2 separate regions of the Homo sapiens genome follow, and region 2 is linked to region 1. The links are chromatin loops, found by intact Hi-C in ENCODE. Cell type or tissue: HCT116. All regions are shown on one strand. Each heading gives the region's core, and the rest is flanking DNA. Links, peaks and the distances in the headings are about the cores only.

Region 1 (16,617 bases), core at 8,949-11,448:
TAATGGAGGCACCTTTCAATCCCTCAGTACATAATGAACTCCCACGATGTGAAGGGAGGGAGGGTATAAGGCATAAAATCAGTATAAGGTGTGATCCCTCTGCTCGAAAGCCCCACAGTGTAACTGGAGGTGGTGAGACATTTTCCAACTACATTAAACCATGTGCAGAATGATGCAAAAACAGCACTCAGATACCTTCAGCCCTGATGTAGGTATTTCAAGAATCTAGTGCTTCTCAGAATTGAAAGTGGAAACATAGTTTCTTACTGAAATTGCCATTGGTACAAAAAAAAAAAAAAAAAGGAACAAAATCACCCAGAATTCTCCTTAACTCCCTAGTGAGAGAATAGCATTTTTTAAACCTTTGTACCTTAACTGAAGAGAGAAAATAACTAATTTTCACTGTAGCCCACTTAGTGTAAAATTTAACGAAGACAAGGGATGCTGAGTAAACATCAGTTACAGAGAAGGAGATTTAGGGCAGGACCCTTTCTCCCTCCTGTTCCCTTTATGTTCCTCCTTGGCTTCTGAGTGAAGAATAGTAAGAATTTGGGCTTTGCTTTACTCGATGATCCACATGTGCACGCTGTAAACAGAACAATGCCTTCAATCTGAGGAAATGATCTTTCATGCTGTAAAAACAGAAAACAAAACAAATGCAACAGACCCCCCCCTTCTCTGTTTCCCTTACAATGATAAAATGCTCTACCTATCGCCCTTGCGTCCCAGCCTCTCACATCCCAGCAGCACGCCTCCTCTTGCAGGTCACGTCTTTCACATAAAAGTGCTAAACTAATGCCGCTTAATGACAAATTAATGTCCATGAATAAAAAATACACCTCTAATAGCATAGAGTAATTTGCCATTACAATATCATCATTGGACATGCCCCTGGTTTAATACGATGTATTTAATTCATAACCTAATGAGTGATATATAAAAAGAGGGAGATGAACCCTGCAATTACATTTATGTGAGTCTGTCACCTTATTTGTAAAACCTTAGAGTCATTTACATTCAAATTAGAACAAATGAGTGATTTCACAAAGTGTGCTGATAAATGACCACAGCAGCCCAAGACAAAACTGTATTTCCTGTGAACACATTAACAGTTTCCTATTATTTGTTAAAAATTACAGTGCATATTGCCCAGTGTGGTGTGAATAATGACTTTTTTACTGATTAGGTCAGAAGACTAATATGTAGCAAAATAAATAATTTTTCTTTTCATTATTTTTTCTGATTTTTGCTTTAAATTAACTACTGAATTCTGGTGGATTCACACTGCCACCTGCTGTCTAGCAATAGATATTAAACCTATATTCCTATCAAAAAGGGAGTTGCGTATTCAGTACTTTGGTGGTTTTATTTGAAAAGTCTACATGATGGTTCTGTTTATCAATACATTTAAATTGCATATTATTAAAAAGACAATGATACTTGGTGCACATAAAGAATGGTTGTTAATAAAACAATATAATATGCTTGGGCAAGGTGATACAAAATGTATAAACTTTTTTTTTTCTTTTTTGGAAAGGTAACGGCAAAAAAGAGACATCTTCATCAAAGCTTCTGATGCATCACTTGCAGGAGATGTAACACAAAATTCAGTTGCCAATATTCCTGATCTTATGGCATTGTGCATCAGCAGAGGTGATGGTGTGTGTATGTGTGTGTGTGTGTGTGTGTGTGTCTGTATGAAGTTTTCCCCATTCCTACCCCTTGGTACAATCTAAAGGGGACTGAGAGGCTCTGCCCGCCACTGAGGATATCTACCAATGAATCTTCTCCCCTAATGGCAAGTCCCAATATGAAAACTCTGCCTTAGGGCCCAGAACAAAGCAGGCTAGGAAAGGCACAGTGGCTGGAGATGAAGCCAGGGAGGAACAGGCCTGGCCTTGAAGATGAGGCTAAAGACTTTTGTGGGAGAAATAATGCACCTGAATGATGATCAGGGTAGCTAATGAAAGTTTTCAAGCCAGATCAACATCCTAGTTCTGAATTTAAGTTTCTCCATCTGTAAAAAGAAAACAACACCCACCAGTGTTAAGGGGTGACTTAGCAGTGGAAATGGGAGTCCCTGCAAAACACTCAGCATGGATAGGCCCTCAATATATGTGGTTCCCTTTCTTGGGAAAGATAGTGATGGTCTGGGGGCCATGGGTTACCACAGATTGAGGCTAGAAACAAGCAGACTGCTCAGGAGGGTACTGTAACCTATAGACAAGATTAATGGGAGCCTAAAGAAAGGCACCCCCCCATCAATTAGCATTAAATACATTGCCCAGCTTTCCTTTTTCCCACACACATGCTTTGAGAACCTGTGAGAAGGCTAATTAGGGGGCTAATTAAATAGCTGTCCTCATTGACACAGAGGAGCACTGCTCCTGCCATGTGGGGTTCCTTTTCTCAGCAGCCTGCCAGAGGAAATGAAAGAGAAAGGAGCCCACACAGTGCCAGGTATCCCTTTCCTTTTCAGGAGGGCAGCAGCACCATTTACATGTTCACAGGAACTGCAGGATGGTGAGGCTCAGGGAGCTTCCACCAACGGTTTCCCTTGGAGCTGCTTTGTAGTGAGCACTGGAGGGCAATGGTATATTTGAGCCGGTCTGCCCTTCACTCCTCTGGCAGAGAAACCAAAGAAAGAATGGCATTTTAAGAACAACAAAACAATACCAGACATCTTAGTGAAGAGAGCGGTTTCAAAAACTCCTAGTTGACAAAGTACCACACAAAGATAGAGAATATATCAGCATTGATTGAAGGGGCACAATTCCTGGGTACATTTTAAGCACTGGGAATTTTTCACATTAATAAAATATTATTTTTATATACTCAATGAAATAGTCCCACATTAAATTAAAAATCAGTTGAACAATATTACCAAAACACAGCAAATAGATATAGCTATGGAGACTATATCAAAATATAAAAGTAGATTGAATTGACCCAGTCTGTGATTTTTATAATCCTAAGAGAGAAGCAGGGTATATATATTTTTTAAAGGCTGAAATAAGGAAGGTTTCTACGTCGACATGATTTTGATACTCATATAGTCAAAATTTCCTTCTACAAGTTTGACATCTTGCAATAATCACAGATAAAAAGAAAAAGTAAAGTTACATGACAAAATGAAAACATTTGTGAAAAGTCAGTGAAAATTTCAACCACTATTCAAGAAGCCTGAATAATAACGGTCCACAAGCATGTATGCATGCTACACTTTTACCTCAGCACAATAATGAAATGCAGAAGTTAAATTCCAAAGTATACAAGTCACTTAGTATCTCAACAGATCACCCATCTGATGGGATAGAGGAAAATACCCATGGACCTTTAATGTTCATCTGGAATTCTCACTTACAGAAAATTATAGGCTTAGGTATACCCACACACCCCTGCATATACACACCATTTATAATGTACATCATGATAACTAACGCTCTAACCAAACTGTGTCAGCATGCATCACTGATTACTATCTGCCATGGGGAAAGTGAATCAGGTGATGATGCGTAAAGCCCAAGTTGCAATATTTGATGTAGAAATGTCAAATAAAAGTAATTTTAATTTCACAAGTCAAACACACACTTTTGAAGTCTTATAACCTTTCTACATGATTCCCATTTGCTACAGGCAGAAAGGGATTAAAAATAGCTTTCCTATACCACGTAACAATATTGAGAGGAAAAGAAAGGAAAATAAGGTAAAAAAAAATCATTAACCATTTACTGTTAGATTAAATGTGCTCAAATAATCATAAGAATTCCATAAACTGTATTTGAATTTTCCTCAGGTGAACATGGCTGACCTTCCTCACACTGTCTCCCTGGGAAGTGCTGGTTCCTATTTTCCAGGGTTGCTGGGAAGATTAAATAAGATGCTAGATGAGAAAGAGCTTTGTAAACTACCTAAGAGGTAACAGAAGTCAATGATAAAAGTATACATTTAAAATTACAGAAAGTGATTTAAAAGGAAAATAAAGTAATTGGGCAGGAAAACAAAACTTTTCTGCTCACTAATATCATGTCATATGCACAAAGATAGTGGAATTAAATTGTGTGATGAATTTATTATTTCTTCAAATTAATTTTTTAATGCTATAATAAATGCAAGTGAAGGTGACACCAGTGGGGGAAGTGGGAGGATCCTAAAATTGCAAATTAGTTAGTAACACTCTATAAAGTCCAAGAGACTCATAGCCATGCTGTCTGCCTAAGATGCCCCACAGACTCCTACCTAACAAGAAGTTTTCATCCAACCAAGAAATGGTCTTTGGAATCAGAACGTCCTACCAGCCATATTGCCTCAGACAAGTTGGATATATTTTGAGTCTCTGATGTTTTAGATCTATAAAAATGGGCAAAGTTATTGTGAGGACTGAATGTGAAACAACTGTGAACACACAGTCAGTGCTTGGTGTTCGGGGGTTTTCTCTCCCTCCTTCTCATGGGGCCTTTCCTGACCAGCAAATCAGGGAGGAATACGCACATTACTCATCCCTTCTCCGGCATTTACTGCCTGGGAAGTTCACATGGTAATTAATTACATAGGACTTTGTGATTTACTAGATACTGTTACTGAAATCTTCAATGACTATTAGACTTTTCTTGCATTTGTGATTATTTCCATAACCAGACAATATTGCTTCGGACTAGGACTCCTTTTAGCGACACCTCCCCCGGCTCCTGCAGGGAACCCTGTGCATGGTCACTGAGTTGATCGGCTGCTCAATGGTCGTGGGGACCTAAGGTGGGCAGGACAGTGGAGGAAGACTCCTGCTTCTGTGATTGGATGCAAGAGCTGCAGCCGCCCTCCTAGGAACTTCTCAGCTTGTGTCCTGGAGAAACTCTACTACCACAGCCCACACCCCACCCCCACTTTACCTGTCATTCAGCTCCAGTTGTTGGGGGCCAGCTTATGACTGTGGGGAAAGGAATGTGAAGGGTGTATGAGCAGGATGCAAGCTCACATACCTGGATGAGATAGTGGGAGCATAAATTGAGAAGCTCCAACAGCTGTAGGTGACTGCCCGCTGCTAGCACATCCTGGATCACACCTGGCTCCAGCAAAATCTGTTTTGTTTGTTAACAAAAATAAAACTATCAGTTACACTTAAAAATATAATGCTGCTTAATATGTAGATATACCATAGTATATTTAAATTGCTGCTTTACGTACTCTATTTCAATTAACACTGTTCCTTTTTATGGAAGTCAGTTCTTCTCTTCCTGTTCTGATTAATGAGCTGTGGCCCTTACTCTAACAGCCAATTTTTCTCTTTACTGCATGTGCTGATACCATTTGTGTGTGTGAAGCTCTGCACTTAACCACTTATTTTTTTGTAGAAGGGTATAAACATTTTCAAAGAAAAACATAACCCTCTTAAAATTCAGTTTGTGATATAATCTTATAAAATGCAAAAGAACTGAGTTTTAGTTTTTCAAAGTATATTTCAGAATTTTGCTCTTTAGTAGACCACAGAAACAGGTATTTTAGGGAAAGGGGCATATGTTTCTCCTTGCCATATAAGACCAGAGGTGGATATTAGTCCATTTTACTTCTAAGTCCTACAACAGTAAGCTTCATACGCAAACTTCCATTTTCCTCTTTCTCAGTCTCAGATTCTCTTATCCTTTCTATTTAAAATAAAGGAGGTTCAACTAGCATTTTCAGAATACAAAGACATCACATAGAGGTAATGCCTCCCAAGTATCCTGGTGATACCAATTTTTCACTTTGTTAAGTCCAATTATCTACCTACTGCTGCCAGCTCTTGAGCAGCTGATCAGGGCTGGAAAAAAGGCACACGACCATGTTGACAAAATTCACATGAATTACTGCCAGGTGCAAGGAGGCCTTTAGTGATGCCCCAGCCCTCCATTCTAACCCATTTCCCCAGCCCAGTGCTTCCTGAATCTGGTCTCTGGACCAGCAGCATTGGCATCACCTAGGAACTTATTAAACTGCAAACTCTTGGGAGCCTCCCAGACATACTGAATCAGTAAGTTTCAGGGTGAGGCAACTAGTGTTTTTAACAAGTGTCCTGAGTGGCTCTGATGCACAGGGAGGCACTAGTCAATTCACCCCTCCACTCTACTACTTCAGCACGCTCCTTTCTCAAGCCTCCAACTCCTTCTCTGCCACTGGATTTTCACTTCATGATCTTTGAAAACCTCTTACCACCAAATCTACCAACCTATCTACCTACATCTGTATCAGTACCTTTTGCTCTCCCCAACAGTCCACTTGTGTGCTTGATCCCAACCCCTTCTGCCTGCAATTCTCCCCTCTTGTTCCTGCATCACTATAGGTTCTCTTTCTACTGGATGGTAGGTTTGAAAACCTCAGGGTCATTCTTGACTCTTGTTTTCCTTAGGCCTTATATCGAATCCATCAGCCAGTCCTGCTGGTTCTATCTTCAAAATAGTTTCGGAATTCAATCACTGCTCATGACTTCGATAATCACTGCTTTAGTCCAGTCCATTCCTCTTCCTAAACTTAACTGTAATCACCTCCTAGCTAGTTGCACTGCTTTCTCCTTTGTCCACTCACACTATCTGTTTTAATAATATCAACCAGACTGGTTCTTTAAAACCACAAATGAAATCATGTCACTGTTTTTATTCAGAACTTTCTGAAGACTTTCCATCTCCATGAAAATAAAATCCAAAAAGTCTCCACTATAACCTAAAAAGTTATTGAATATGCTGAGCACCTTGGTGTTTACAACTAGTTGTTTGCTCTGCCTGGGCCACTCCCTCATATACTTCAGATAACGTCTTACCTGAGATACCTTCCCTGACCATCCTATGTAGAACAGTAACCCACCCCTGAACAGCCATCATTCCCTAGCTCCTAACTTTGTTTTATTCTTCACCATAGTGCTTACCACCTCACATTATATATCTTTTTGCCTATTTGCTAATTTTTCTCTGCTCAGTATAAGTTTCAGGAGAGCAGGGACTTAGTCTATTTTGTATCCCCAGCACTTAGAACAATGTTCAGCACACATAGCTGTTGCTCAATATTCATGAAGTTACTTAATTAAAATGCTAATGAATTAATTGATCTCTACACATGTTTTTTATTCAGAATCAATTTTAACTAATTTTATAAGAAAGAAAAAAGGACTCTATATTTCTAAGTGGCAAAGTAAAGAAGTGAAAAAGTTAAGCACATGTGGCAAAAATACCAACACTCATCTTATTCTGAAAAATCTTTATATCTCCTTTTCCATCTAGTCAGAAAGAGAAACCCGTCTTTCGCCAACTCCTCAAGGAAGGAGGCTTTGACTGACATTCACGAAATTAGTGCAGCTCCCATCAGAGGAGCAAGGATGTTGTATAGTCTTGCAGAAGAGGCATGGCCTAAGGAGGAGAATGGGGAATAGATGGATTAGAAAGGTTGGTTTAGCCTTTAAATCCTGTCAGTTGCGCTCATTTCACACAACTGGTATTTATGATAACCTCCAAGGCTCACTAATAGCAAACACAAAGACAGTGATCACAGAGAGACAAGATGAATATTCCATAGCATGTGTTACATGTCCAGCAGGCTGACTTCCAGAAGCCTGCACATGAAAAACCCATACGGCGATTGTTTTTGTCTTTTTTTATTTTTTGTTTTGTAGTTTTTTCCTTCCACTCATTATAACATAAGTTTTTCTAAAATATGCTTTAGCACAGAAAATCTCTAAGTGCTCTTAAAGGGTTGGAGAAAGAAACCCTACCAGGACAGCTGTTCTCACTTATGGAAACAGAACCAGTGTTTGCAAACCTCACTGTACCAGAGGCTTTTGATTCAGCTTTGTTGCTCTTTGGTGACTGACTGTTCGAATATATTTTTCCAGGGAATTTGTGTTTGGCCAGCAATGAAATCAAAGGTCAAGTCTCCTCATGATTTACAGTGTGGTGAATTTATCTGTCACCTGCCTCGAAGGACTGGCCAAAAGAACAACCTCTGCAGAAAAAAAGGGATCTCAAACACACAGGTTTATGGAGAACAACTAAGACAGCTGCATTTAACTTCTGCCAAGCATTATATTTAGGTATTTCAGAAACATACCCATCAACATGTAGTCTGACACTCAAACCAGGACAGATAGGAAGAAGGGTGACTCAAGGACCACCTGCAGGAAGGAAGAGATGTTCCCCAAGATCTGAAAGCACACAGGGTGGGAATAGGAGCTAATGTGAGTGGCCTGACACATCCAGTCACTCATCAGTCTGGAGGAGCATATCACAGCTAGAGGCATAAACAGTGGACAAGACAAAATGTCTTAATAACAAGAGATCAAGAAAATGCTAGATACATAAAGCCAAGTGGTCCAGAATCCAGGGGCGGGATGGGGCGGGCTGGGGGAAGTGGGGGGAAAGGAAACCCTAAAAGAAGCCAAACTAGGTTGGGCATTGCCTCTACCCCCAGTGACGCTCACCTGCTTGGGTGGAGCTCACCTGTAGAGCTGGGGCTTCTCCAGATTTGCAAACAGGTTTTGATGCAACCAGGAGCAAACTTAGGTGGGGGCATGAATGTTTCTTGTTCACAGAACCACCTGTATAGAGGATTCTTTCCCCGCCTGACCTCCAGGTGGTGGAACACAAGGGGCTGTTCTCGAATGAGGGATGTTGGACAGTGCTAGCAGAGAGGTCACCTCTAGTCTCACCTCACCAAGTAATGAGATGATCACATCTCATTACTTGGGTCTGGCCCAGGAACATCTCCTGCAATTTGTAGCAGGCAAGGTCATATGAATAAGGAGAGGGCCACGACTGATTCCCATTCCAAATGCTGAAACTCTACACTCATTTTGGTGGGGATAAGAACCGACCAGTGGCTGTATTTAGGGTGACACAGAATGGTGTGACAAAGTAATAGTGTAAAACCCACAAGTGCAGGAGAAGGGGATGGGTACCTGGTAGGAGAAATTATGTCAGAATTCAGTCATGAGGTGGCCCAATCACCCTCCTGGTAGGAGGCACTCTTGAATACTGTGTGCCAACATGTCCTCTGGTCACCAATCCAAGCAGGGTTGGTAGCAGACAGGAGAATTTGCATGATCTCCAATGAAGACCCTCTAAACTGCAATAAGACTGGGACTCCTGGTCTCCAGGCAGAATATGGGGCCAGAATCCGGTGAAAGAGGAGGAGAATGGGACCTGAGGTGAGATTCTGTATAGAGCATGATGACGTGGGCCACCTCAGTCAGTGCCCACACCTCACATGGGGGCTCTGGGAGGGTGGAGCTGGGACTGAGCGGTGGGAGTAGGGACACCCCACAGTCCCCAGGGCATCCCTGCCCCTCCTTCTTCAGCTCATCCTCCTGGATCATCAGATGTCCACTCTCTCAATTCTGTCTTCTTTTTCTCTTTATTTTCCCTCTCCCTTATACCTAGCCTCTTGGATTGGTGGCTGGTAGGGACTGTCTTTAACAGCCATGGTAAGTCTCAGTGTGACCTTTTTTTTTCTCCTGCCTGTGATCAAGTGAGTTGGCATCTTCAGAAAATTTTGTATCTTCAGATCTTCAAAGCTATCTTCTTCATTTCTTGCATAAGGAGATTTTTTAATTACCTGCTTCTTGGTCTATGTGTACAGTGGACTGAAGGATTTGAGCATGTTAAAATCAGACAACTAAGGTCTTTAGTAAACACACATACCATGTGTGCACATGAACAACACGCTTTTGCAAGCAAAACAAGCGCTTGTACAACTGCAAATTAGAGTGGTCTAATACCATTTATGAGAATAAATGATTACATTTCCTCCCTTCTTTATAGTTTGTTTCTTTGGTATTTTTTTTTTCCTGTATAGTATTACAGAATGGCAAATTATCAGAATCTTGAATTTATAATCATCAAATGAACTGGATACAACAGCATAAATAGCTGTTAAATGATCATATATTCAACACACATAAAATGTTTTGCATAAAGTTATTTATGACAGAATTCTCACAGATGGAACATGAAACACAAGATCTATCTAGCTATGAGAAATTTCTACCAATCTAGTTTTAGTTTCAAAACCACTGCACTAAGGACTTTTTATCCACAAGGTGGCAGCCATTTAAAGGAAAAGAATTTTCTAAATTGACTCATGCACTGCACATCTATATCTGACATCTGAAGTTTATTTTTAAGAAAGAAAAACATAGTTCAGGTAAGGATAATAAAACACATGAATTCCAGTTTCTAAATGTTGTGATCATATTGGGAAATGTTCATAAATATGCCTGTTGAAGTGCTCCATCTGAGCAATACTGGCTAGAATTCAGTAGTTCTCTATGAATCAGAGAATTCAAACTTTTGAGGCTTGTATTTGGAAAACCTCACCATGTAGCCCCAACCTGCTGTTAAAAACTTTTCTCCAGTTTTATGACCTTCTGGTCCCTTTGCTAAAGCCAGTAATCTACTAGTCTCCACACTCAGGCAATACCTTGTTCTCCATCTTCAATGTCCTCCTCATTCCTTTAATTTCCATATGTCAAAATCCTACTCATTTCAAGATCCAACTCTAAATCCACTCCTTATACAAAGCTTGGCAAGATCTCTCCCCACCCCTACCTCATCCTGGGTCTCCACAGACATCTGGTGAACTAATAAGCCCATGTGTTCTAGGTCACGCTGTCTGCTTTCAAATCCTGGCTCCTACACTTGCTGACAGAATCAACTTGGGAGAACAGCTCAACTCCAGGTGCCTCAGTGTTCTTATTTGTACAGTGAAAATAATGATGTCTACCTCAAAAACTGTTTTAAGGACCAAAAGAATGCTTGTGTATCATTACAATTGTGTGTGTCTATATGTAACAAAGCAGCTTAAACAAATATAAGGGTTACTTTTCCAATAACATTTGGATTAGGCCACTTAGAGTGGCAACCAGCCTCCTTGTATTTTCCTGCTTGGCAAATCTCAGGCTGTGGTTTCATGGTCTCAAATTGGCTGCCATACCACCAGGCATTATGTCTACATTCAAAGCAGAAAGAAAGGAGAGGTCAAAGAACAAAAAACATTTGCCAGCTGAGTCTGGCATTGTTTATCAGAAAAACAATAGATTTCTTACAAACACTGTTACAGAGACTTCCATTTACATCTCATTGGCTGGGTGGCTACACATAGCTGTAAAAGAGCCTGGGAAATTAAATTTTTATGGCTAGATGCACCATAGTCCCAAATCAAATTAGAGTTCTATATAAAGAAAAAAGAGGAAATGAATATTGGTAGGCAATCAGGGCATTAGCCATGGGACTTAGCACATATATATATGAGGAAAACTACAAAACTCTGATGAGAGAAATCAAAGAAAAACTAAATAAATGGAAAGATGGCCCATGTCTGTGGATAAAAAGGACTCCATATTGTCAAGATGTCAGTTCTTCCCAACTCAATTTATAGATTCAATGTAATCTTATTCAAAATCCCACAGTTATTTTTTGTGTATTAACAAACAGATTCTAAAGCTTATATGAAGAAGCAAAAGACCCAAAATAGCCAACACGATGTTGAAGGAGAACAAAGTTGGAGGACTGACAATACCCGCTTCAAGACTAAAAAAAACTACAGTTATCAAGACAGTGTGACATTGGCAAAAGAAGAGAGAAACAGATCAATGGAACAGAACAGAGAGCTCAGAAACAGACTCACATAAATATGGTCAATGAAAGAGCATAGATAATATTATAGATAATATAATAATAATGGATAAAAGATAGTCTTTTCAAGAATGGGGCTAGATTAATTGGACACTCACATACAAAAATTGAACCTGGACACAGCTCTCAAATCCTTCACAAAAATAAACTCAAAACGGATTACAGATGTAGATGTAAAATGCAAAACTAGAAAACTCTTACAAGGTAACATAGGAGAAGATCTAGATAACTTTGGGTATGACAATGACTCTTTAGATACAGCACCAAAAACATGGTCCATGAAAGACATAATTGACAACTTGGACTTTTTTAAAATTAAAAACTTCTGCTCCACAAAATACACTATTAGGAAATTGAGAAGACAAGCCATAGGCTAAGAGAAAATATTTGCAACAGATACATCTGCTAAAGGAATGTTATCCAAAATATCAAAAAACAAGATCTTAACACTCAACAATGAAAAAAATGAACCATCTGATTTTTTGAAATGGGGGCGGGAGGGGGGTGTAAAAGATCTGAGCGGATACCTCACCAAAGAAGACAGGTGGCAAATAAGCATATAAAAAGATACTCGGCCGGGCGCGGTGGCTCACGCCTGTAATCCCAGCACTTTGGGAGGCCGAGACGGGCGGATCACGAGGTCAGGAGATCGAGACCATCCTGGCTAACACAGTGAAACCCCGTCTCTACTAAAAATACAAAAATTAGCCGGGCATGGTGGCGCGTGCCTGTAGTCCCAGCTACACAGGAGGCTGAGGCAGGAGAATGGCGTGAACCCGGGAGGCGGAGCTTGCAGTGAGTCGAGATCGCGCCACTGCACTCCAGCCTGGGCGACAGAGCGAAACTCCGTCTCAAAAAAAAAAAAAAAAAAAAAAAAAAAAAGATACTCACATAGGAAAACTGCATTTTTTGTACATATTTTGTTAGATTTACGCCTGTTTAATTTTTGGGGTATTAATTTCTAAAAATAGTTTTAACTTTTTAAAACAGTCCCCCAAACCCAAAAGATGAATAATATGTTGTGATACATGAAAATTATATGAAATTCAAATTTAAGTATAAATAGAGTTTTATTATAACATAGCTATGCTTATTCATTTACATATTTGTCTCTGGCAGTTTTCATGCTACAACAGCTAAGTTGAGTAGTTGCGAAATAAACTTTATTTACTTTTTAAAATAGAGACAGGGTCTTGCTATGTTGCCCAGCCTGGTGTCGAGCTCCGGGGCTCAAACGATCTTTCTGCTTTGGCCTCCCAAAGTGCTGAGACTATGGTCGTGACCCACTGCACCCAGCTGTGACAGAAACTTTATATGGCCTGAATTATTTACTGAATTATTTTTGGCTCCTCACAAAAAAAGTTTGCTGATCCTTGGTCTAGAGTATAGGTAGGGGCTGGGAGTCAATAGCATAAGATAATAGCAAGTTATTTGTCAATACCAAATAACTTGGGTCTGGATGACATCACCAAGGAAGCTAGTTGGATTAAACAGGAGGGTTCTGAAGCAGGAAGGATTTGAAGCCTACAGAGTGGGGAGGAGCAAGCAAAGCCACCTGGAAAGGAGTGACGGGAAGGCTGGTGGTGGCACAGAATAAAAGCCCACAGTGAGCAGTGTTACAAAGGCCAAGAGAGAATAGGCAGGCTGGTGGGCCGGGCCTGGTGGCTCACGTTTGTAATCCCAGCACTTTGGGAGGCCAAGGCGGGAGGATCACGAGGTCAGGAGATCAAGACCATCCTGGCTAACATGGTGAAACCCCGACTCTACTAAAAATACAAAAAATTAGCCGGGCGTGGTGGCGGGCGCCTGTAGTCCCAGCTACTAGGGAGGCTGAGGCAGGAGAATGGCGTGAACCCGGGAAGCGGAGCTTCCAGTGAGCCGAGATCGTGCCACTGCACTCCAGCCTGGGTGACAGAGCGAGACTTCATCTCAAAAAAAAAAAAAAAAAGAAAAAAAAAGAAAAAAAAAGAAAAGGGAGGCTGGCTATGCTGCACGAAGCTGTGAGGTCACATATGACAGTATTTAATTAGATTTGGCAATATTTGTGACTGCCAAGAACAGTTTTAGTGGAATGATGAAGATAAAAGCCTCCAGACTTGGAGTGGAAAAGTGAGTGATAAATGAGTGAAAGTGAGGAAAAATAACTTTATGTAACACTTTTCATAAGCTCTGCTGTGAGAAGAGTCAGAGAAATAAGTGGTAGCTCAAGAGGAATATAGAAATAAGAAGGGGTTTTTTTTTTTTTTTTTTTTTTTTTTAGACAGGTTCTCAGTCTGTTACCTCGGCTGGGGTGCAGGGGCACGATATCGGCCCACTGCAACCTCCACCTCCCAGGTTCAAGCAATTCTTTCACGTCAACCTCTCAACTAGCTGGGAGTACAGGCACATGTCACCACACCTGGTTAATTTTTGTATTTTTAGTAGAGACAGAGTTTCACCATGTTGGCCAGGATGGTCTTGAATTCCTGGCCTCAAGTAACCCACCTGCGTTGGCCTCCCAAAGTGCTGGGATTACAGGCATGAGCCACCACACCTGGCAAGAAAAGGATTCTTAAAGGTGAGCAATAGAATGCAGTAGAGGAGAAACTGATGGCAGAAGAGACAGCAGCAGGATAACAGGAGTGATATTGGACAGAGTCGGAGGGAGTGGATCTGGACCCTACGTGGGGGAGATTAGTCTCTGACAGTTCAGGGATACCCCTCCCACTGTAAAAGAGGGATATACCCAGAATAAGTTCAGAAACAGGGAGGGTTGAGAATTTGATGGTAAGATGATGAAGATCTTCCTTTCTGTTTCTATTTTCTCAATGGACGGTGACTTTTCCTTATGATATGTGTACTGGAGGTAGGTTAGTGAGGGGAATGTCTCTAAAAAGAGAAGAGAGAGGGTGAGAAACTCATCAAGAAGAGGAGGAAAGCAAATTTACTAGGGAAACAGATTAACATTGCCTGGCATTGGGTATCTGTCTGAGATTTGGGGTCATGGATTTGAAGTGAAAACAGTGACTTTCTCCAGTGCCAACCAGCAGAATTGATTCTTACAGTTGGATTCAACAAATAATTCTCCAAAGATGCCACAAGCTGGAATCAATTTTTATCCTCTCTTATATTTTTTTTAGACAGGATCTCACTCTGTTGCCCAGGCTGGGGCGCAGTGGCACGATATCAGCCCAATGCATCCTCTGCCTCCCGGGTTCAAGCAATTCTTCCACCTCAACCTCCCGAATAGCCGGGAGTACAGGCTGTATTCTTTGGGCTGTGCCAAGTTGTTCCTACTTTGACAGATACATGATACATAGAGATGAATGGCTATCATTAGTTTTTAAGGTGCTATATCTGTCTATTCAATTACTATAGAATAAATGCCTATTATTTTCTTCCTGCAAAGTATAATGCAAATTACTGTCTTATTTTTCAGGCAGTCCTTGACAAAGAACTACAACTCAATTATCCATTCTCCTACCTGAATTAGTGCAACTTTTGAAGCATCAAACATACTCAGGTATTTTTCTATGTTATATATGCAAATAATTCAGATCCCTGCTAATCCATTTCTTAAAAATGCAATGGTGTGTTGATCTGGCATTTCCAATCACAGTTTGACCTACTGTGAGAAAGCACCAATGTACATTTTCTCATCAGTGCATCCCTAACAACTAGTAAGTCCTTAGCATATAGTAGGTGTTCATTAAGTATTTGCTGAATTAATGAATCTAAATTTGAGAATAAAATGTAAATGGATGGTTTTTATGAAGTATACAAAAATAAAATATTCACAAGTTAACTTAGAGTATTCAATACATTCAAATTATGCCTTCATTTGAATGTTCTCATCATTATTTTACTCAAATGGAATATAACTTCCAATATAAATCATCTTAAAAGTACTGTTTAGCAAATTATTTATCCTGATATTAATTACAATTTGACCATATATTTTTGCTATCATGTTGCTTTCTTTTTAAAAAACTTAAGTTAGAATTGTAAAACTCCCATATACTGCTGCTTCATACAAATACTGAATACTTCCAGCAGAGGGCTCAAGAATTCTATTTTAAGGAAAAAAGAATTCCTTATTATGAATATTTAAGGAAAAGTGAAAGAAAAGAAAGAAAATAAGATGTTTTGTAGTCTATGCATACATTATGTGTAGTCTATGTATTTTGTAGTGTATGTGTAGTATATGCACAGACTACAAAATATCTATGTATGAATGCATAGTATATAAATAAAAATGCATAGTATATAAATAAAAGGCATAGTACACAATAAATTTATTTAATACATTTATTATATACTATGCATATAAATGCATAGTATATAAATTAAAAAAAACAAATGTACTTATATCTTACCTAATTCCAGAAAAGAAGTTGAAGTAAATTACAATCACAAAATCTTTATAAAATCACATAGACATATGGGCATCTGAAGAAAATGGGCATCCGAAGAAAGCAGAAAGATAACATATAACATGTAAGTAAGTGAGAATTTGAAGTGAAAATATTTTTTTACTTTTAGTCTTATTAATAATTTTATAAAAATTTGGGTTGTGTTTTTTCATTTTCAAAGATAAAGTAATTTCTTTTTATAGAATTTGCAGTATCCTTATATTTAGTGCTGAAACAAGGAGGAAAAAAATTTGGGAAATGTGTGGAATGATTTATTTATGGAGCAAGCTGGGAATTTGGAGGCACTTCATTTTCATAGGCAGAGCTAATGGGCTGTAGCATTCATGCCTACAACTAACATTAAGATCCCTCTGGGATTCCAAAAATGTTCAGAAAGAGGTCTCAAATCTTTTTATTCAGTCTAGTTACTTATTATCTTCTCTGCCTCATTTCAAAAAGGATCTGAGGCATCAATACAAGCATTTAAATATTAAGAATAAAAATAACTCAAAGCAAGAGAAAAGAGGAAACAATATGAGGTCAGGAGAGAATGTGTGTGCGTGTGTGTGTGTGTGTGT
Region 2 (16,617 bases), core at 5,245-7,744, 1.7 Mb after region 1:
GAGACACCTCTCTAAAAACCAGCCAAGATGGCACTTGATCTTGGATTTCTAGGCTCTAGAACTATAAGAAAATAAATTTCTATTGTTTAAGCCACCCAGTTTTGCAAATATCTAGAGTTAGAAATGCCATTTGGGGTCATGAGGGGATTTCAGAAACATTATAATGAGCAAAAACAGATTTCTTGGTTCTCTGCAAATTCCTTTACATATTATTTTATTTTATGCCATTAATAATTTTATGTGGTATGTAGTCTTAATCTTATCAAAGACCAAAGCTCAGGAAAAGGTAAAGTAACTTGGTGACATTCGACTGGTAATTCTTCAGAGTCTGATTTCAAATCAAAGTCTACATGACTCTACAACCTAAATGCTCTATGACTCTACAAGCTTTGCTACCCTGTAACCTATTAGAATTTAAAGCCACCTTAACACAGTAATCAGTAGTTCCCCAAACCCATATTGAAAACTACAAAACTGCATCTGAAGAGCCTTGTAAAATTACAATTTTCAGGTCCTACCAACATTTTTAATTCAGTAGCTCTGGGATGAATCCTGTATTAGGCAGGATTCTCCAGGAAAGCAGAACCAATAGCATATATACAGATATATATGAACACAGCACAAAGACATTTATTAGAGGAATTGGCTCACTTGATTACAGAGGCTGAAAAGTCCCATACCATCCCCTCTGCAAGCTGAAGAATCAGGAAAGCCAGTGGTGTAAGTTCTGGAATCTGAAGGCCCTAGGACCAAGAGCTCAGATGTCCAAGAACAGGAGAAGTTGGATATCCGAGCTCAAGGTGAAAGGGGCAATTTGCGTTTTCTCTGCTTTTTTGTTCTATCCTATCCTTCAAAGAATTGAATGGTGCCTGCCCACATTGTTGAGGCCATCTTCCTTACTCAGTCTGCTGATTCAAAAGCTAATCTCTTCTAGAAAAATCCTCACAGACACACGCCAAAATAATGTTTCGCCAGCTATCTGGGCATTCCTTAACCCAAGTCAAGTTGACACATACAATTAAGAATCATAGGTTTCTAAAAGCAATTAGGATATTACCACAGTTTTTTTTTTTATCTTTTTATTTGCAAGGTGATGTCAATAACCCTTTTTCTCTTTCACTACTTCTTTTTAGAGCTGCACTCTCCAATGTGATAGCGACCGGCAGCATGTGGTTATTGAGCACTTAATGATGGCCTAATGTTAAGGGCTAATCAGAATTTAGATATGAAATAAATGTGAAGCTTATATTGAAACTTAAAGACCTCATAAAAATAATGAATGCAAAATAACTCATTAACAAATTGTTGGTTACCTTTTGAAATATTTTAGATATAATGTGTTAAATAAAATATATTTTAAAATTAATATCACTTCTTTTTTTATCTGATAGGATTACTTTAGATATAAATTAAATATCAGTATAAAATTAAGTGCTTTCTTTGAAAAGACATTTATTAAACAGGAAGAATTTTGTGGGAAGGTGATGAAAATGCTATTGGTTATATTTTGGAATGCCAGTCTATGAAATGTAATTATTTCAATTCAAAGGAGCTATATATTCAAAAAGAAAAACTAGGTGATATTTTCTCTTGTGGTTCACTACTGTATGTCTTTGTATTTCTTTTTTCATGCTTGGAATTGATGTTCTGATGGATTACACAGTGCAACATTTATGACGAAAGTAGCTTTAGAAAAGACTGTTAAAAAACCACCATTAGCCCTAGAGTTCTTAGCAAAGTTATTGACATCAGAATGTTTTGTTATAATATTAAATTTTTTCAAACATTCCTGATACTATTTATATAGTCATTCAAAGCAAAGCTAGCATGATATTCTTCTGTCTTGACTATTGCATTACAACTACATTACTTCTCACTGAGGCAGGCATTCACCTGAAGATACATTCTGCTGAAGCACAGAATTTCTTATAAACCTCCTAGGTCACGGATTTAATCTAATACTGTGCACTGATTATAAAACCTTTTAGTGTTCTTATATGTCATATTATTATATTTATTTTTCTTAGTACTACAATTTTGAAAGTTATAAATTTCCCTATTTATTAGACTCACATCTGTTTCAAGACCTCTCATTCTTAGCTACGGAACTCACATTGTATATGTATTTTAGGTTTTTAATATATACCACATTATGGTTGTTTTATAGATTAAATGAGAGATAATTTACATTTTGAAAAAGATAAATGCTGGTAATGCAACTTGTTCACCCCTTCTTCCTCTTCTTTCCCCTTTGGTTATTTTGCAAACACTTTGTTAGTTTAGGGATTCACATGTTTGCCTCACATTTTTAAATAGTTGTGTTTTTATACAGAAAAAACAAAATTTCTACTTCAAAGTGTATACCAGTGAGCATTTGGGTAAGAAAACACCTCCAAAATCTAGTAATTCAAATCAAAACAACTATTTAAGTGATGCGTCTGCAGGGTATATATTAGGCTAGTGTAGTAGTTCTCTGCTATTGCAAATTACAACTTTAGTAACTTTATTACAAATTTAGTAACTTAACAGAAATTTATTATCTTACAGTTTTGAAGATTAGAAGTCTGAAATATGTCTTACAATGCTAAAATGAAAATGTCAGCAGAGCTGTCTTCCTTCTGAAAACGTTTTTCCCTTCCTTCCATTCTTCATCTTCAAGAGGCCACTTGTATTCTTTGGCTCATAGCACCTTCCTCTCTGTCTTCACAGCCAGCAGTGTAGCATCATTAAGTTCCCTTTTCTCTTTGACCTCTGCTTCTGTCAGAACATCTCCTCTGACATTCCTGCTTCTCTCTTTTAAGGACCCTTATGATTACACTGAGCCCACACAAATAATCCAGCATAACCTATTGATTTTAAGATTAAATCACATCTGCAATGTCCCTTTTGCCATTTAAAATAATATATTCACAGGTTCCAGGGATAAGAACATGGATATCTTTGGGGGACCATTATTCTGCCTTCTACAGCTGGTAACAGCTAAACTCCCTCGTGGTCCTACTTTTGAATTGGGGATCAGCTAGGCAGATCTGCTTCTGCAGCTAATTGCTGGCCCTCTTTCACTTGTCTCATCCTTCATGTGTCTATCACCAACCTGCAGGAGGCCAGGCTTGCTATGGACACATGGCATGAACAAAGATTAGGGGAGAATGTCAGTAGAAGCATGCAAACTGCTTAAGGTCTGGGTTAGAACTGGCCACTCTATTACTTCTGCTTCTTTTTATTTTTTTGGCCAAAGTAAGTAAAACTATACCTGATACAAGTGGTGGGAAAACAGATTCTGCCTCTTAATGGGAGTAGCTGCAAAGCCAAATTGCCAAGGACATGGATTCAGGAAAACTCTTAACTGGGGCCATCCAGACAATCTGGCTATCACAATGGGTCACAAGTATTCAAGTTTACTAAAAATAATATATAATGATTTGCACTGAATAAATTGATGATCTTGAATTTGAATCCATTTATTTTCTTCATGTAGCATAATTGTGTTAAAAAATTACAGTGTACTGAGGGTTAGATGGTTATAACTGATATCTCTCAAGTTATTAAGGGGGTTGTAGGTAGTAGTCACTTAAGAACTCAAAATGTCACTTGATTATAGCTAGGCCACTGATATGGTTTGAATATATGTCCCTGCCCAAATCTCATGTGGGATTCTAATCCCCAGTGTTGGAAGTGGGAAGTAGTGGAAGGTGTTGGGATCATAGGGGTGGATCCCTCTTGAATGGCTTAGCCCAACCCTTTGGTGATAAATGAGCTTTCACTCTGAGTTCTGGGGAGATCTGGTCATGTAAAAATGTGTGTCACCTCTCCTCCCCTGCAGAGTCTCTCCTCTCTCTTTCCATGTGATGTACCTGGTCCCATTTTCCCTTACTCCATAATTGTAAGCTCAGGCCTCCCCAGAAGCATATGCCACTATGATTCCTGTGCAGTCTGCAGAACCATGAACCAATGTAAACCTTTTTAAAAATAAATTACCTAGTCTAGGGTATTTCTTTATAGCAATGCAAGAATGGACTAATACAGAAAATTGGTACTGAGGAGTGGGGGATTTCTGTAAAGACCTGAAAATGTAGAAGCAACTTTGGAACTGGGTAATGGGCAGAGGTTGGAATAGCTTAGAGGGCTCAGAAGAAGACAGAAAGAGACAGAAAGGTTGGAACATCTTAGAGACTGGTTAAACGGTTGTGACCAAAATACTGATAGTGATATGGGCAATAAAATCCAAGTTGTAGAGATCTCAGATGGATACAAGGAACTTATTGAGAACTGGAGCAAAGGTCATGCATGTTATGCCTTAGCAAATAAATTGACTGCATTCTGTTCATGCCCTACGCATCTGTGGACGTTTGAGTTTGAGATATGATGACCTAGGATATCCGGCAGAAGAAATTTCTAAGCAGCAATGTGTTCAAGATATAGTCTGGCTGCTTCTAACAACCTATGCTCAGATTTAGGAACAAATGAATGACTTAAAGTTGGAATTTATATTTAAACAGGAAGCAGAGTGTAAAAGTTTAAACAATTTGCCCCTGGCCATATAGCAGAGAAAGGAAAAGCTCTTTTGGAAGAGGAATTTAAGCAGGCTGTGGATCAACCTCATGCTAGAGAAATTTGGTTAACTAAAACAGAGCCAAATGGTAATAAACAAAACAATGGTTAAAAGGCCTCAAATGCATTTCAGAGATCTTCCAGGCAGCCCTTTCCATTGCAGGCCCTGAAGCCTATAAAGACTGAATGGTTTCATGGCCCAGCCTAAAGTCCCACTGTTTTGTGCATCCCAAGACACTGCTCCACATATATGCCTACTCTAGCTCCAGCTAGGATTCTAAGAGACTCGGGTATAGCTTGAGTTGCAACTTTGGAGAATGCGAGCCATAAGCCTTGGCAGCTTCTATGTGGCATTAAGCCTGTAGGTGCACAGAATACAAGAGTGAAGAACGGTTGGTAGCCTCCACCCAGATTTCAGAAGATTTATGAGAAAGCTTTGGTGCCCAGGCAAGTGCCTGCTGCAGTGGGGAAGCCTTCACAGAAAACCTCTGCTAGGGAAGTTGAAAGGAAAATGTGGAGTTGCAATCTCCATACAGAGTCCCTAATAAGGCACTGCCTAGTGTAGCTGTGAGAAGGGAGGCATTGTCCTCCAGAACCCAGAATGCTATATCCATTAGCATTATGGACCCTGCATCTGGAAAAGCCACAGGCATTCAACTCCAACCCATGAGAGCAGCCCTGGGAGCTGAACATGCAAAGTCACAGGAGCAGAGCTGTCCAAGGCCTTGAAAGCCCACCCCTTGCAGCAGTGTGCCCTAGATGTGAAACAGAGTCAAAGGAGATTACTTTGGAGGTTTACGATTTAATGACTGCCCTGCTGGGTTTCGAATTTGCATGGGTTCTGTAGCCCCTTTCTTTTGGTCAATTTATCCCTTTTGGAATGGGAATGTTTACCCAATGCCTATACCTCATTGTATCTTGGAAGTATATAACTTGCTGTGATTTCACAAGCTCATAGGTAGAAGGAACTCATTTACAGATAAGAGTTTGGATTTGGGACTTGGGATTTTTGAGTTAATGCTGGAATGAGTTAAGACTTTGTGGGGACTACTGAGAAGGGATGATTGTATTTTGCAATATGAGAGGGACATGAGATTTGGGAAGGGCCAGGGATGGAATGATAAACCTCTTTTCTTATAAATTACTAAGTCTCAGAAATGTCTTTATAGCAACGCAAGAAGGGCCTAATACAGCCACCCCTTAGTCTGACACCATCCTTTCCCAAACTACAATCTGATTCAACTAGCTAGTACTTCTTTTTGTGTTATTTGAACCTTAAAGATTTACTTGGAATATAACTACCACTTCAGAAGAAAGTGTCAGGTATCAGTGTAATCCAGGCTCAACCACTCACCAACTTTGTGTCTATGAGCAAGTTACATAATACAATTTAAATGTTAAGTGCTCAATACTTGCTACAAATTATCAAATGTGCTTGTCTAATGATCCATGTTTTCCTGAGCAGCAGAGCACACCCAGGGAACAGAGAAAAAACTACAGGATATTTGTTAACATAGGTCATTATATACATATTTGTGCCAAGATTAGATTGACTGTCAGTTTAGCTAATTATCAGATTTTCATAGCAAAATAGGAATTTCATGAAATGTATAACACACACATGCTATGGTGTGACCTATCAATGAATTATCATTTTCAAATATTTTTGCAATGACAAAAAGAACTCTGTGCCATATACAGAGATTTTCTCTTAAGCCTAGGTGCCAAAGTTTTAGGCTGAATTCCTTTTGCCTTATTTAGGGGTCAGGGAATAGGAAGCACACAGATTAGTTTAATCAGTAACTTATTTGTAAATTAATAACTAGGAAACAGTATTTGTTTGATATTGAATATCATTTTATGAAGATGCGGAATTGCATGTGACTCATACGTCTAATACTGATTCTAAAAAATTGCCATGTTAAAGTTTAAAAATTACTGCTCTTGAGTAGCTAAATTTAGGAATATATATAAAATGTGATTTTACCTTTATTTACCTCTTAAAGAAAAAAGTTAGTTATACAGAAATTAGATTTCTATTCTCAAAATAGTCATTTTGAGAATAGCACACCTTAAATGTGTGCTATTACTATGGATGTGAAAGTGATTCTTGTTTCATTATAACGTAAAGCTTGCCCTCTAGTGGTTTCAGGCTAGTTATTTATTCAGGGAAAACAATTTAATGGAAGATTCACTACTCAAAACTCAACAATGGTATACTTCTTCTATTTCTTCAGGACTAGCATGCTAATAATGTAAATATTATGAGCAAAATACAGCAACTCCTAAGAAATATATATTAGAAAAGTATGTCTTCTATAGACGCCACCAATAATTTTTTAAAACCAAATATATTTTTAATAAACATGGAATATTTATTAAAAGTTAAATTAAAATGTTAGGCTTCATTTTTTTGTTTTAATTGTCAACAGCTCTACTAATATTGTGATTGACAGTATTGTCTCAGTCCTTTCCTGGGCATGTGCACAGTCCTGAGTATGTGTGTAGCCTCCTAGATTTCTTGGTTATGTTTAGCTTTGCAAAGTTTCTTATGATCATGTCAGTCCTCAGTATTTTCTTTTGTATTTTGGTCAAGTTCTTGTTCCTCCCAACAAATAAAGCCACATTAGGCAGCTGTGATGTTAAACAATTGCTGTTGATTATTTTTGGCAAAATCCTGAGAAGAGGGCTCTTCACAAACAGCGAGAGCTCCAACTAAGGTCAGATAAAGACAAAACCTGAGAATAGTGCTTTCTAACAAGCTGCCAGACACGTAAAGTAGTGACAAATCTCTGCAGACAGGACTTCTAGGGAGTTCCTACCTTATTCTGCCTCACTTAGTGGCTGCCAAACTGCTGGTTTTAATAGCTATTGCATTTGGAAGACTAGATTTCTTTTTTTAAAAAAAATTATTTAAATATCTTTTGGGGTACAAATGATTTTTCGTTACATGGATGAATTATATAGTGGTCAGTTCTGAGATTTTAGTGCACTGGTCACCCGAGTAGCATACATTGTGTAGTAATGTAGTAATGTAATGTGTAGTTTTTTATCCTTAACTTCTCTCCCACCCTTCCCATTCTAAGTCTCTGAAGTCGATCATATCACTCTGTATGCCTTTGCATACTCATAGCTTATCTCCCACGTATAAGCTTATAAGTGGTTTTCTACTCCTGTGTTACTTAGAATAATGATCTCCAGCTCCATCCAAGTTGCTGCAAAGGACATTATTTCATTCTTTTTAATGGCTGAGTAGTATTTCATGGTGTACATATTCCACATTTTCTTTATCCACTCATTAGTCAATGGGCGGTTAGGTTGGTTCCACATCAATTGCAACTGTGAATTGTGCTACTGTAAGAAGACTAGCTTCTCGATTTATTTTTTCTTTTTATTATTGTGAGAAAAAGTCTCAGTTTATTGTTCAGGCTGGAGTTCTGGAGTTCAAAGGTGTAATCATAGCTTACTGTAGCTTCTAAATCCTGGGTTCTGCCTCAGTCTTCTGAGTAATTGGGATTACACATGAAAACTATCACACCTGGCTGAAAGACTTGATTTCTAGGGTTATCTTGAAGCTGAAGAGAGAGGGATGAGATTAGGGAAAGTTAAAATGCCATAAATTGCAATATTCTTACATATTCAGCCATTTTCTTCTTGTGTAAACACTTCTCAAATTGTTACAACACTTTGATTAATGTCTAGAGTTCAGGAAAAGTTGATTTTGATAGTTTTTGCATGTGTTTCTGTTGCTTTCATAGAGGAGTAGATTTTCAGAGGTCTTACTCTGCCATTTTAGAAGTCAAAACTCCTCAAGTTTTAAAAGTACCATTTGTTGGTTCTTATTTGGTATTGCCCTAAACTAGCGAATTAATGTAAGAATTTTAATTTATAGTATTTTCTTTTTCAATTCAAGTATATAATGATGCTTCATTTTTTTTCTGTCCATATATTAAATGTCTCAGTTAAGTTTTGTTGTGTTCTATGTTCTTATTATATTATCCAACTGGTTTATGCTGGTCTGAAGAAAAGCTATTAATTTCTTCTTTTTTTTACATTGCTGCTCTACTGAACCCTCTTGTTAATTCTAATAGCTTTCAGTTTATTTTCTTGGGTGGCTAGTGTAGGGAAAAGAAAGAGAGATCAGACTGTTACTGTGTCTATGTAGAAAGGGAAGACATAAGAGACTCCATTTGGAAAAAGACCTGTACTTTGAACAATTGCTTTGCCGAGATGTTGTTAATTTGTAGCTTTGCCCCAGCCACTTTGACCCAACCACTTTGATCCAATCTGGAGCTCACAAAAACATGTGTTGTATGAAATCAAGGTTTAAGGGATCTAGGGCTGTGCAGGACGTGCCTTGTTAACAAAATGTTTACAAGCAGTATACTTGGTAAAAGCCATTGCCATTCTCTAGTCTCAATAAACCAGGGGCACAATGCACTGCGGAAATCCGCAGGGACCTCTGCCCTTGAAAGCGGGGTATTGTCCAAGGTTTCTCCCCATGTGATAGTCTGAAATATGGCCTCGTGGGATGAGAAAGACCTGACCGTCCCCCAGCCCGACACCCGTAAAGGGTCTGTGCTGAGGTGGATTAGTAAGAGATGAAAGCCTCTTGCAGTTGAGATAGAGGAAGGCCACTCTCTCCTGCCTGCCCCTGGGAACTGAATGTCTCGGTATAAAACCCGATTGTACATTTGTTCAATTCTGAGATAGGAGAAAAACCGCCCTATGGTGGGAGGTGAGACATGTTTGCAGCAATGCTGACTAGTTATTCTTTACTCCACTGAGATGTTTGGGTGGAGAGAAATATAAATCTGGCTTACGTGTACGTCCAGTCATAGTACCTTCCCTTGAACTTAATTATGATGTAGATTCTATTGCTCACATGTTTTTCTCCTTATTATCACCCTGCCCTCCTACTACGTTCCTTTATGCTGAAATAATGAAGATAATAATCAATAAAAACTGAGGGAACTCAGAGGCCGGTGCTGGTGCAGGTCCTTGGTATGCTGAGCGCCGGTCCCCTGGGCCCACTGTTGTTTCTCTATACTTTGTCTCTCTGTCTTCTTTTCTCAGTTTCTCATACCAGCCGACTAGAAATACCCACAGGTGTGGAGGGGCAGGCCACCCCTTCAGCTAGCAGGAGTCTTAATTTTTAAGTGCAGTCTTATACTTAATGTTTGCTGTGTACGTATATTTTCCCATTAATTAAACCCAGAGTTGAAATAGATTTCTTTAAGGATTATGACTTTTAATTCTGAAACACTTGCTAATAATCTCAAGGGCCTATCTCCACATAGCTGTGTTAATAATGGTCCAACTTATATGGTGAGGGCAGAAATCATCCTGGCTAATAAAATAGGTAGTTCTAGTTATGCTTTGTGAAATATGCCAAACAAACAAAGGCATGTAGGAGGTACTTTTTATATTTATCTACTCCCTTGCAAAAGAGCTTGGAATGACAGTGAGAAAAGTGAGGCAACTGCCTCAGGCATAAAATTTAAGGAGTTACCACAAAACTCAACAATCAAATAATATCTCAAGAAATATTTAAATATTAAAAAGTAATGCAAAATGGATGAATAAAATATCTAAGTTTTAAATGCAGACTAAGTTTTAAATGTGTAGTAGAGTCTGAGGTGAAATAAAAAAACAAAAACAGTATATACTCCAGTTACCTCATACCTTAGTCCAATCCCTGAAATAATTTATAATAGTAATTTTAGGTTTTTAAAAAATGTGATATGATTATATTTTTGAATTAGAAGAAATTTATCATGAGTAGATGTATCCCATTTTATTCAAAAATAACTGTATATGTAGTATTTTCATTGGCTATAATTTCATTGTTGGAGAAATAGCCACACATGGCATTCAGTGGCACTGAACATAGAGCAGACATTCTTCAAGACTTTTAGCATCACAGTAGTGAAAGGGATCTCCAAATGTTGCTGCCCCAAGTCAACAGTACTGTTTCACTTCTTTATATGTAGCCTTCCTAGAAGATGGGAGAGATTATACTGAATAGATACTTGTGATTAAACAACACACAGAAGAAAGTTTTGAAGAATAACTTTGTAGTTTTGATTTGTTAACTTGACAAAAAAGCAATGAAGTCCTCATGATGCTCAGGAGAAATGGTTGATTGGAAATATAAATTTGGGGATAGAGAATTATTGTTAGATAAGATCGTCAGGAGAATGAATAGAGATAGATTAGTTAACTAAGAAATGAACCTGGGGAATGCCAGCACTTAAAGATTGGAGACATCACAAGATCTGCAGAACGGACTGAGAAGGAGTGTCCTTTTAGACAGAAGAAAACAAAATTATGATAGTATTTTGAATATTTAACAGAGGCAATCATTGGTGCTATTAATAAGAGTTGTAGAGGGTAGTGAGAGGAAAACTTAAAATAGTGGGTTCATGAGAAAAGAGGAATTGGAGATTCGAAGTACAGAGAAATCTCTCAATGAATTCTGTGGTAATGGGAGGAGAGAAATGGTGCTGCCCCAGAAAGAAAAATAAGATCGAGAGTCATTTATGTTTCATCATGACAGAAATAACAGCATATATTTGAGCTCATAAAATCATCAAGTATGAAGAAAAAATTGACAATCATGAGAATGAGAAGAGAATTTCTGGAACAGTGTTCATAAATAGACAAAAGAGCATGGGAACTATCACATATGAAAGGAAATAGCCTTGGACAGGAGAGTATTCATGAAGGCAGAATGCACGGGTACAGATGTAGAAGGTTGGTACTTAGAGTAGTGGGAGTCTATAAAAGATTTTCTCTGATTGTTTTAATTTTCTTAGTGAAGAAGAAATAAAGTCAACAGATGAGAGTCACGGTCAAGAGTAGAGATTATTAGAGATTGAGGGGGCAAGACTATCTCTTTTGATATAATCTCTCATGTTTCCCCCCAGATTTTTTTGCATCTCTAAAAATTGTCTTATAAATTTGTATTTATTTTTAAAATTTTTGAATTTTTGAGTTTTGGAACCAATGCAACTGGAGAGCATAATCTTATACTTGGATCTGACACTATTTTCTCCTCAGGTTTTTCTGCATCTTTCGCCTCTCTGCCTTCTGTGTCTCTCTCTCTCTTCTAAAATTCTTCCTCTTTTCCCCTTCCTTTTGTTCAAATTCTATCACATTTTCCCTTATGACCTTACTGACATAAATGTTTTATTTAGTTTTCAAGTATTTTGGAAGCTAATTAATTATTGCTACAATGTTGTTCATGATCATGCAAATGATTGAAAATGAGCTAGTTTTATTTAATTTGGGACAAAATAGTGCAGTTAAAAGTAGCTGAAAAAATTCTTCATAAAGTATCTGTATAATATATAGTAAAATGAAGACTATAAGGGCAAGTATTATGGAAATATATTTATTTCTAAATAGAATAAATAAATCTGGTATACTAAAAGGCTAATTTTTTAGGTTCCACCTGACGTAATGAGAGTCCTTTACTGGTATCTAAAGTTTATTTGAATGAGAATTGTCTTATAACTTATTATTAGGAGAGAAATTTAATATACATTAATTAAAAATAAGCAAGAGAGATGAGATTCTTCTGATTCTATTTTCAGAGGGTTTGTTAAATAATTATTAAGATAGATTTTATAAAATAGAATTATAGGAAAATAATGTAATTAAATTTTTTAAAATTATGTATTTGTTGTAAACTGTGTTTCACTAGGATACCACATGGAGAGAAAATTATTTTTACTTTTTGGCAATGCTTGTGCGTTTTAATCTATTAATACTAATAATAGTACAGAGTTGATAGACCTTCTCATATTTATGCTATTCTGAAAATATAATTTTAATACCAAGACTATATTTACTTTGATGAATATTAAAGTCATTAAGTTTTCAAAGTGCACCCTCATTTAGACTGTCTACCAAACATTTTCGAGTCAGGCATTTATTGAAAGTGCATTTTTTACAATGAAATATAGCTAGTTCTCAAATTTATTATTTAATGTACATATTGACAAGGAAGACATTTAAGTAGACACATTACATATACATATATGCAAATGGCATGAAGTAAGAGTACTGATTATCTGGTTCTGATTTCGGTGAGCAAGGATGAATTACTCCACATAAACAATATTATATCAATGTGAATTCGTGTGTTTTAGTTAACCTTGATTTATAACCTTGATTATAACCAAGTGTTTGGTTGGCATTTGCACTATCCAAATCAGGAATCTTTAGTTCAGAATGTTTAAGCACTTCAATATTGTCATTAAAGTCTATATGGGGACATTTAATAATTGTCATTAGGGGTGCATGCAGTATTTTTTTAATTGATGAGTAATATTAAAACACATGCTTTTAAAACACATGATTTTACAGTTTCCCACCCTTGCATGCATAACAAGTAAGAAAATGGCAAGTCTGACATTCTCACACATAGGGAGTTCCACTTTAGGTTTAGAAATCTGTTTAGTCCTGGGCTTCTGATTAACTAGAATACTCTGCCAACCAATCTGACTAGACATGTGGTGTGGCTGATCCCGCCATCAGAAGAGTGTTAACTCTACCTCAGCGTGAAACTTTTCACAAGGTGCTCCCTGGAATGTCTCAGGATAGAGTGAGATCTCCACTAAGCCTGTATGAACAGATTGCTTGGCTGTTTTGTTTCTTCTCAATGTTTGTATCTTTATCAGAAATTGGAATAAGACTTGCAGTTATTGTGACATACCAGCTGGCATAGAGATAATGGGAGACAAGTTGAATAGCTCCTACCTACCTCAAACTGCCAAAGGCTACCAATATTTACTCAAAGTACATAACACTTGCTTCACAGACAAATTAACATAGGTCCATTCAACGCAACTAGATAAGAAGAAACTCCTGAAGGTGCTTTGCAAATTACTAAAGCTTCGGAAGCACAGACTTTTCCAGACTATCTTCTCTAATTAAAAAGTCATCATTTAATGAGTGTGAATTCTAACTGTGTTTAAATGAGAGAAGAGATCAGCCATTAAGAATGGAATACATTTAAAAATCACTGAAGAATTTTCAATCACAACCTATTTTCAGTGGGCAAGAATTCAACTGAGGTTAGATAAAGCCAAACATTACCAGTGTCAGACAATGTTCAACTAGACGTAGAGGGCATTTTATGTGAACTCTTAGATCACACGTGTAGAGAGGCCATGATCCTAGAAAGAGATTTGTCAAAGGAGCACTGATCCTGGGCTGCTTTTTTTTTTCGCTAATCTCAAAGACATTCTTTGTATAACCCAGTGATCATGCTACACTTCACAATCCACTCTTCCATATGACTAATTCATACTATCTCCTCTTCTTCAACCTTTAACATCCACTTCTACACTTGCTTGATAAATTGGAGGAGAACTTTCACATGCTTCCATATCATGTCTACAAGTCTACAATCTACCTGTAACTGTACAAATACTCCTGGTTTTCCTCTTATTATTCCGAATGAATTCTCAGTGTTTCTAGGCAAAATCCTCCCTCCCTCCCCGTCCTCTCTCTCTCTTTCCTTTCCTTTCTCTTTCTCTCTTTCTCTCTCTCTCTCCTTTCTTTCTTTTTCACTTATTTTTGAGAGAGTCTTGCTCTGTCACCCAGGCTTGAGTGCAGTGGTGTGACCTTGGCTCACTGCAACCTCTGCAAGTTCAAGCAATTCTCCCTGCCTCAGCCTCCCCAGTAGCTGGGATTACAGTAGCCCGCCACCATGCCCAGCTAAAAATCCTCACTTCTTTTGTGCTAGAATCTATCTGATTTTACTTGCATAATCCAATAATTCCAGTAATTTTTCTCCTCTTTTTTAGAAATCATATTTTCTCTTCCATTCTATGGATTTTTTAATATCTACTTTTATTTCTCAAATTCTAAAAAGAAGTTTCTTTTTATTCTAGTATTAAATGAAATAGTCAAATCTCAGTCTTCAATTTATTTGACCTATTAGTAACATTTAATTCAGTTGTTTACTTCTTCCTTCTTGAAGCACATCCACCTCTTTCCACCTGGCTTACAGGAAAGCAAATTGCTTTTTATTTTCTTTCCCTCACAGGCCTCTAGTTGTCAAAACATTTAAATAGATATCTTAAACTTAACAAGTCCAAAACAGAACTCTTTTCACTTCTAAATCTGCTCTTCTCACAATCTTTCTCTTCTAATCTGTGGCAACTTCATTCTTCCAATTACTCATAAATATTAAAGTTACCCTTAACTCTTCTCTTTCTCTTGTCCCCTATATTAAATCTGTCTGGGCCGGGTACAGTGGCTCACGCCTGTAATCCCAGCACTTTGGGAGGCCAAGGCAGGTGGATCACGAGGTCAGGAGTTCAAGACCATCCTGGCCAAGATGGTGAAACCCCGTCTCTACCAAAAATACAAAAAAAAAATTAGCTGGGCGTGGTGGCAGGCACCTGTAATTCCAGCTACTCAGGAGGCTGATGCAGAGAATTGCTTGAACGTGGGAGGCGGAGGTTGCAGTGAGCTGAGATTGCATCACTGCATTCCAGCCGGGGTGACAGAGCGAGACTCTTTCTTAAAACAAAAAAAAAAGCCTGTAATCCCAGCACTTTGGGAGGCAGAGGCGGGCATATCACGAGGTCAGGAGATCAAGACCATCCTGGCTAACACAGTGAAACCCCATCTCTATTAAAAAAAATACAAAAAAATTAGCCGATCGTGGTGGCAGGCACCTGCAGTCCCAGCTACTCAGGAGGCTGAGGCAGGAAAATGGCGTGAACCCGGGAGGCAGAGCTTGCAGTGAGCCGAGATCGTGCCACTGCGCTCCAGGCTGGGCAACAGAGCTAGACTCTGTTTCAAAAAAAAAAAAAATCTGTCTGCAAATTCTGTTGACCCAATCTTCAAGCTATACCCAGAACATGACTATAGTATAAACACCTTTGCCCTGGAATAAGACATTATTATCTCTTACCCAGTTACTGGACACATTTTCTAATTTTCACTCTTTCTTATGGCTGTGTATAGTTTATTCTCAGTATTAGCAGCTAGCAATGATCCTTCGTAGGCTTTCTAATTCTTACATTAAGAGGTAAAGTCTTCGTAATAGTCTATAAGGTCCTCCATGATTTGGTCACCCATCTCCCCTCAGCCCACATCTTCTATTTTTCTTCTAGTGCCACACTCTGCCTAAGTCTCATAGGTCTCCTGACTCTTTCTGACACTAGATGTTACCGACAAGTCTTTGTTCTTACGGCTCCCAAGATGGTTGTGAGCCGCTCCCAAGATGGTGGCTGGTGGCTCCCAAGATGGTGGCGGGCAGCTCCCAAGATGGCGGCAAGACTTTTGTTCTCTGACCTGGGGTTCTTGACCTCACAGATTCCAAGGAATGGAACCTTGGGCCATGCAGTGAGTGTTATAGCTCTATTAGAAGCTGTGGGTCACGGAAGAGAACTGTGGAACCCAGCAACTAGTGTTCAGCTCTATTTGGACGAACCCAGGCACTTGGCCATGCAGGAACAATGGCGAGCCTCTAGCCCGATCCAGTGTGGCAATGGGTGTCTTGCTGGATCAGGAGCACAGCAGAGACCCTGCTGGATCCGGAGGGGTGGAAGTCAGTGGCAGGTCTGCGACAGTGGCAAACAGCAGGGGTGGACAGCGAGTGAAAGCTCAGCTCGAGCCGTAACAAACACAGACCAGAAGAGTGTGCAGTTGCAATATTTAATAGAGTGAAAGAGCTCCCATACAATAGGAGGGGACCCAAAGAGGATTGCCCCCCAAAGTGGGTTGCCACTCCCGGCTTGAATGCCTGGGGTTTATATTCCAATCATTGTCTCTCCCCCCTGTGCTCTCAGATGATAGATGATTTGACTTTTCTTTACCTCCTGCTTTTAGCCTAATTCGTATTTTAGTGAGCCCTCTTTACTACCTGATTGGTCGAGTGTGAGCTGAGTTACAAGCCCCATGTTTAAAGGTGGGTGCAGTCACCTCCCCAGCTAGACTTAGGAATTCTTATTTGGCCTGGGAAATCCAGCTAGTCCTGTCTCTCATAAATATGCACCTAGCAAGAATTATTCATCTACTGTGCCCCATACCTGAAAAACT

What was found. Peaks named below come from ENCODE experiments on the same cell type or tissue, not always from the same donor. Only the 100,000 strongest peaks of a DNase experiment are listed, where the experiment ranks them.
Region 2: it touches region 1 in a loop (12-fold over the local background); 7 of 110 quality-filtered maps call a loop at or near these places.

The regions. Positions count from the first base shown.
Region 1 is chr6:97,053,086-97,069,702 of GRCh38, reverse strand. KLHL32 (kelch like family member 32) reads right to left here. Exons shown (of 11, transcript NM_052904.4): 5 at 4,977-5,075. Among named protein-coding and RNA genes, the nearest start is that of KLHL32, 140 kb to the right of the region's middle. In HCT116, for the core only: a CTCF peak has its summit at 10,052 (motif pointing right); a DNase peak (open chromatin) is centred at 10,042.
Region 2 is chr6:95,354,283-95,370,899 of GRCh38, reverse strand. No RefSeq gene overlaps it. Among named protein-coding and RNA genes, the nearest start is that of MANEA-DT, 210 kb to the left of the region's middle. In HCT116, for the core only: a CTCF peak has its summit at 6,699 (motif pointing left); a DNase peak (open chromatin) is centred at 6,709.